Linked DNA regions of Homo sapiens: region 1 is linked to region 2. Evidence: chromatin contacts called from ENCODE Hi-C or POLR2A ChIA-PET data. All regions are on one chromosome and are shown on one strand. The core of a region is the stretch at or near the end of the contact, and the rest is flanking DNA. Distances in the headings are between cores, read along the strand shown.

What was found. Hi-C counts contacts between places; a loop is a spot of excess contacts on that map. ChIA-PET counts read pairs that join two places held with the same protein, here RNA polymerase II (POLR2A). Pooled maps may share reads with other maps.
Region 1: a loop to region 2 is called in a map of sigmoid colon, with 3 times the contacts of the local background. The contact joins the promoter of SORBS2 here to the enhancer-like site in region 2. A Hi-C loop is called at or near these places in 12 of 168 maps with a recorded cell type or tissue (Caco-2, Calu3, HepG2 and 7 more), 1 of 37 single-sample maps with no recorded cell type and 8 of 50 pooled maps. POLR2A ChIA-PET finds 5 or more read pairs at or near these places in 2 of 52 experiments (MCF 10A and WTC11).

What each region holds. Positions count from the first base shown.
Region 1 is chr4:185,810,554-185,813,635 of GRCh38, reverse strand. It overlaps SORBS2 (sorbin and SH3 domain containing 2), which reads left to right and starts at 1,442. Exons shown (of 27, transcript NM_001395207.1): 1 at 1,442-1,972.
Region 2 is chr4:186,028,565-186,031,608 of GRCh38, reverse strand. No RefSeq gene overlaps it. Among named protein-coding and RNA genes, the nearest start is that of TLR3, 39 kb to the left of the region's middle. Within about 2 kb of position 1,753, at least 23 of the 41 ENCODE cell types and tissues checked have a DNase peak (open chromatin) inside an H3K27ac peak, as active enhancers do; they include heart left ventricle, heart right ventricle, prostate gland and 2 more, where a contact is called at or near this core.

The DNA.
Region 1 (3,082 bases), core at 193-2,692, 220 kb after region 2:
GCAAGGAAATGGTGTGTAATGCAGGATTCTGAAACGTGGGCAGTGAATAGTAGAATGGGAGGCTGAGGGCGAAGGCAGGGGCACGCTCAGCAACAGCAAATGCAAAATAACTTCAGGGAAGGGAACTTCAGTGAGAAAAGGTAGGCTGGCTGGAGGCGATCTGAAGCGGTGAGGACTCTCCCAAGCAGGAAAGCGCCACCCACTTGTCCTCCATGGATACGCTGACCCTGGGTGGCTCAGACCTACCTAATGTGAATCCGGTTGGGGAGGAAGGGGAGCGGGCATCCCCAAATCTACATCCACAGGATTCCTATGCAGTCAAAATTTGGGAATTAATACTGAAGGCAGGAGTGTTAACATGGGTAGGGAAACGCAATACTGACGGAATCCTAAATCAATGACTACTTAGCAAATAGAACATCTATATTTACAAGTCCAAAGTGTTAACATAACTATTTGAAACAGATTGCTAGAAACAAAAATAAATGGGACAGTGCCTTGGAAATATATCAGATAGAATATGACTGGTGATAGAGTCCTGAAAAAGAAGAAAAGCCTGGGGGTTCTGCAGAAGATTTACGTTGTTCATGGCATTAATCATGGTAGATTCCCAGAGGAGGTGAAATGTTATGGACGGGTGGAATGTGATCCATTTTACTGAGGAAGTAAAACTATTCTTGCCTTGAAGGTAATGTTTAAAGTCAAAGAATTTTTAATTAGGTGCGGATTTTTTAAAAAGAATTTTTAATTTACAAATAAGATTGAGTTAAAGAATCATTTTCTGCCGTAGAAGCAATAGGATTTTTTAAAAATTCTATTTTAAATTGCATAAAAAGCATCTTAAAGTAATCAGATAAGTTGAGCCATAAGTAAATGGATATTTAAAGATCTTATTAAAATAGTCTACCTGATTTAGTTATTATTCTGACCCTATATAGCAATTCACAGGGTTTTGTTTCAATTAAGTGGCTCTAAGATTATCATTTAAAAACAAAAAGTGTAACTCTCCCGTTTGCAGCTCTCTGCACTCATTCTATGACTGGAAGGTGGGGCTTGTTTTGACAATGCTTCCAGTTAGGGTCTCTTAAGTGATTTGCATGTTATTAACCTGGATAGCCACTAATAGGGCTTCACTTCCTCGATTTCATACATAGCCCCGGCTCATATAAAAAAGAGTTCTTCAGGAGAGCAGAAAAATCGGAGCACTTGCACTATCGGTGAAATGTGTAGAAAGATAACAGAAGCTACCCTCCTCAAAAAAATGATGAGTTTGATGAAAAGAAATTAACAAGCTGTGTGAGTGTGCTGCACATGATCAGCCATGCTTGCTAAGTCTGTCTGTTGGTTGTTGCTATGGCTACGAAAAGCCAGTGGAACCCAATGAGCTGTCTGCAGCAGAGCTGAGAGGACCAGCCATTTTACTTATGGAAAACAGTGTGGCATATTCTGCTGAGCTTCGCCCTGGAAGAAGCCTCTTTTATACATCTCTTCAGGGAAGAGAGAAGCAATGGGCATGTTAGTATACAATGATCACAGCCACGCAGGCCTGCAAGCTGCCTTTTGGACAGGCTGTTGACTGCCGTTCCAATTAGCTGATTGGAGAATGTGGAATGCAGAGTGATAATGCTGCATATCTGCTATCAGGCAGCAGCAAAGGTTTTTGTCTTGGGAAGGCAAGCTTTCCCTGCAATATTATCTCAGCAGCTCCCTAGCTGCTTACCCTGAAAACGAGGGATCCAAACGGAGGGTGTTGCACTCTGCTAACGCTGGTCCTGTGCGTGGCTGTGGCATATGAGCGGCAGGTCTGAAAAAGCAGGTGTGTGCTGGGACGGGCACTGGACTGGAACGCAGGCGGACGCTCTCGGGTTTACCTGCTTCCTGTTAACAGATTGTGGGCTCCCAGGGCATATGTCTGCACGCTGAGGCCGAGGCGGAGAAGGGGCTTCCTGAGCGTCCCAGTACACTGACAGAGGTAAGCTTTTTTGACCTTTTTGAAAGCACAGCATAAAAATAACTGGGGCAAAACTTAGCCTGAAAGATTTACGTTGATTGTGTGATTTGGATTTACCAAACAAACATACACAGACACATACACACACGCATACACACACATTTCTAGAAAATAGTATCAGAGACATAGAGTTGTTTCAGTGAATTTTGGTTCTAGCAATTGGAAGATAAAAAACATGACCGATATGCTTTGGGGTTTTAAAACCAATATTTACTGTTTGAGCAGACTACGATGGCTTGTTCTGAACCGTCCTCACAGCCAACAACATTTCTCGCTTGTGAACAATGGATTCTTTCGTGACCTGCACTTTGACTTGTATTCAGAGAACTACATGAAAAAGAACTACATGAGAAGCATTTCTTTTTAAGCCTCGTAAATGATTTATTTAACTCTTAACACAGCTATGTACACACTTAAATTGAAGAATTCTGTTCTCTATGTGGGTCATAATAGCCAGTGGATTTTGTACTTGCTTACCCTGGACTGAGTGTCTTGGTGTCCTGTTTGATTTAGTTGGGGTAGTTGTAAAGCAAACAGTGTAGGTATTGGAAGCCGTTCACACCTCCTTTCCGAGTATCTGCATGCCTTGCTGGCCCAGAGCACAAGACCCCCATTGTGCTCCCCCGGCTCAGAATCCAAGGAAAGAAAGGAAGCGAAGCCTCTGCATTGAGTTCTAGGACAGCTGAGGTATGTGGCAGTAAAACTTCTTTTCTTGCACAATTTTTCTCACAAGCAGATAGGTTTCAGAGATAAAGAGTGAAACCAAAAACACCGCACACCTCATCCAAATCTGCGCTCATACTTGCAGCAAATGTTTGCTGTCAGTTGCTTCATAATAACAGCACAGACCCCGAATTGCAGGAGGAATTGCCTGGTAGTGAGTATTTCCTTGATTTATAGTCTCTTAGGAACAAAGCTGTTACTGTGGATTGAAACTGGTCAGTCAAATCAAAATCCCTGGTAAGAAAATGACGGAGTAAGGATTAGATTCTGGTTCAGCAACATTTCAGCTTTACTCAAGTCAGTTCTTTGGTTGTTTTGTTACCAAAAATGTCAGATCACTTATAATAC
Region 2 (3,044 bases), core at 504-3,003:
CACAAAGACAGCCCACCTCCCATCCTGGACCAATCGTGTGATCACAGACCTCCAGGCTGAGTTCCGCATATGCTTAAGAGATTCATAAAATTCTCTCTTCTCTCTCTCTCTCTTCCTCACTTTTGCTCACTCTTATTCTTTCACTTATCCTTGCTCTCATCCTCTCTCCAAAGTCTAGCCTGTGGTCTTACTGTCTTGCTGCAGACAGCAACAAAAATCAGGTTTGACTGTCCCAGCATATACCTGTAAACTGGAAGAGCAGGAAGCCACTTTTCCCTTGCAGGGGAGGGAAGACAACCCCCCTGCTCTCTGAAGGTTTGATAACTGAGTCTATGAAATACGCAGACAGTAGGCAGATGAGTGGGAGAAAAGGCAAACACATGTATTATATGCACAGGGGCAGCCCAGGGAAGAAAAGTGAGTGCCCAAACCCAGTGTGGTCTGGAAGCCCACAAACCTCTTCCCAGGGAAAGAGGGGAGGTGCGGGAAGCCTGGGGTGAGAGAATGACCTGGGGGAAGGTGAATGGGTGATGCCTGTGACTGAGTCTGCCTGGATGTCCTGTGGACCCCAAGTCTCTCCTGGATAATCCTCCCAGGTTGATGAGATTCCCAGGGAGGAGATGCATGACAATTGAGCTCCTGTTGGAGAGTTGGGTTTTTAGGCAGATAGGCAGGTTCAGAGAAAGCCCCTCCCTGCATTGCTGCTCCTCCAGTGCCCTCCATTTGAAGCAATCAGTATATTTTGCGGTCGCATTTCCTGAACCCTTTTACTCTTGGAGCACTGCAACCCACAGCTTCAATGACTGGGACACCCAGAGCATGAAGATTTACGGGAAATGGAAAAATATGCCTTCAAGTACATCTCAAAAGACACTGTGCTCATTATGAACCATCTACAATATGAAGGGAGATGAGCATAAGGAGTTTTCTTTTTCCTCCCCTTCCTCCTTCGTGAATAGCCTCAAATTTCATTAAAAAATGTCTGAGAGATGTGTTTATCCAAATGACACAGCTGTAGGAGGGGAGGTCATTAGGAAGAAGTTCCATGGAAAAGAGGAAAATGAAGGTTGATTGTTACCAATAAATTAGAGTAATTTTCTTAATTTGCGGTCCCTTTGCTTGCTTGTTCATTGCTGGCGTGCCTTATGAAATATGAAAATCTGACAATTAGTCACTTGGAAGGAGCATGTCTCCACGCCAAGTCCAGGTCTCTCTGCAGCACCAGGGGATTTACTGTTCTCCCTGGGTAGCCAGAAAAGAGCTGAGCAGCCCTCATCTTTGTTCCCACTGGCAGCCTGAGAGGCAGCCTGCAGCAGCCTCCTGCTGTGACCTTTGGGGTGGGGCTGGGAGACAGCGTCTTCATGACTGACCCCATGTCAATCCCTTACTGGCAAAGGAAGAGGGAAGGCGTACAGGGGCTCTGGAGCCAAGGGAGGGGGGACACCAACAGAACGAGCAAGTCAAACACACACAGCATTACATTCTTCTCGTGCTAAACCCAAGAAAAATCTCCCAGCTCTCACAATGCTCCTTGCTAATCTCCCTTTCTGGCTATTATTCAGCTACTGTGAATCCTTCTCAAGCTTCCAGCTTCCTTTTAGCTGTAGAAAGAGAATGAAAAAAATGTACCCTAAGACCTTGGATTTTTTTTTTCTTCCTTTTCTGTTGCCAGTGAATCTGTTTGAAAAGCAGCTGGCGCAGGCTGCAGCATTATGTGCCAGCGCTAATGGAGACACTCCAGGCACAGCCAAACATGGGCTTCGTGCAGGCGTGCACTCCCAGGAGGGTGACCTGCCAGTGACACGTTTCAGACATGCACTCCCGGGAGGGTGACCTGCCAGTGACACATGTTTCAGACCCAAAGAGGGAGTTTGGAACATTGAAACTATTTCCCCTCTTTATTTTTTTTGGAAGGTCACATACATTTTAATAGTTCCATGATCAAAATTGCTGCTTCCAAGCAAGTTAACTAGAGCAGACCTCATCTCATCCCCTCCCCGCATTTCCTTTTGGGAAATTCAGGAAGTTGAGTATAAACATGTCTGGACATCTAAGTATTTATTTTTCCATAGAAAGGGCAGTCTTGCTTTTGTTTTGTTCTTAACCAGTTCTTAAAGGGCCTGATCATTTATTCAGCAATATGTATCAAGTGCCAACCATATACTAAACACTGTGGTTTAGAGTGAGGATACCCCAAGGACGAGGTGGACAAAGTGCAAAGCGTGAGTGTTACTGGCAAAACCAAACTCTGTAAAACAGCTGAAGAGGTTTATTCTGCACCAATATGAGTGGCCATGACTCAGAGAACAGTCTCAAGGGGTCCTGACAGAGGCTGTCTGAGGTGGTCGGGTTATGGCTTGGTTTTATAGATTTTAGGGAGAAAGAAGTTACAGACAAAGACATAAATCAGTACATGTACAGTGTACATTGGTTCTGCCTGGAAAGGTGGGATATCTCAAAGGTGAGAAGTGGGGGGCTTATAAGTCATAAGTAGATTCAAAGATTTTCTGATTGGCAATTGTTTGAAACAGTTAAGCTTTGTCTAAAGGCTTGAAGTTGGTAGAAAGAAATGCTTGGGTTCACATAAGGGGAGTTGTGGAAGGCAAGGTCCTTGTTATGTAGATGAAGCCTCCAGGTAGCAGCCTTCAGAGAGAATAGATACTGAATGTCTCTTTTCAGAACTTAACAGGTGTCGGACTCTGTTTTTTTTTTTTTTTTTTTTGAGACAGAGTCTCATTCTGTCACCCAGGCTGGAGCGCAGTGGCGCAATCTTGGCTCACCGCAAGCTCCACCTCCCAGGTTCACGCCATTCTCCTGCCTCAGCCTCCTGAGTAGCTGGGACTACAGGCACCGCCACCATGTCCGGCTAGTTTTTTGTATTTTTAGTAGAGACGGGGTTTCACTGTGTTAGCCAGGATGGTCTTGATATCCTGACCTTGTAATCCGCCTGCCTCAGCCTCCCAAAGTGCTGGGATTACAGGCGTAAGCCACCACGCCCAGCCAGGTGTCAGACTCTTAGTTAATCTCTCCTAGATCGGGAAAGG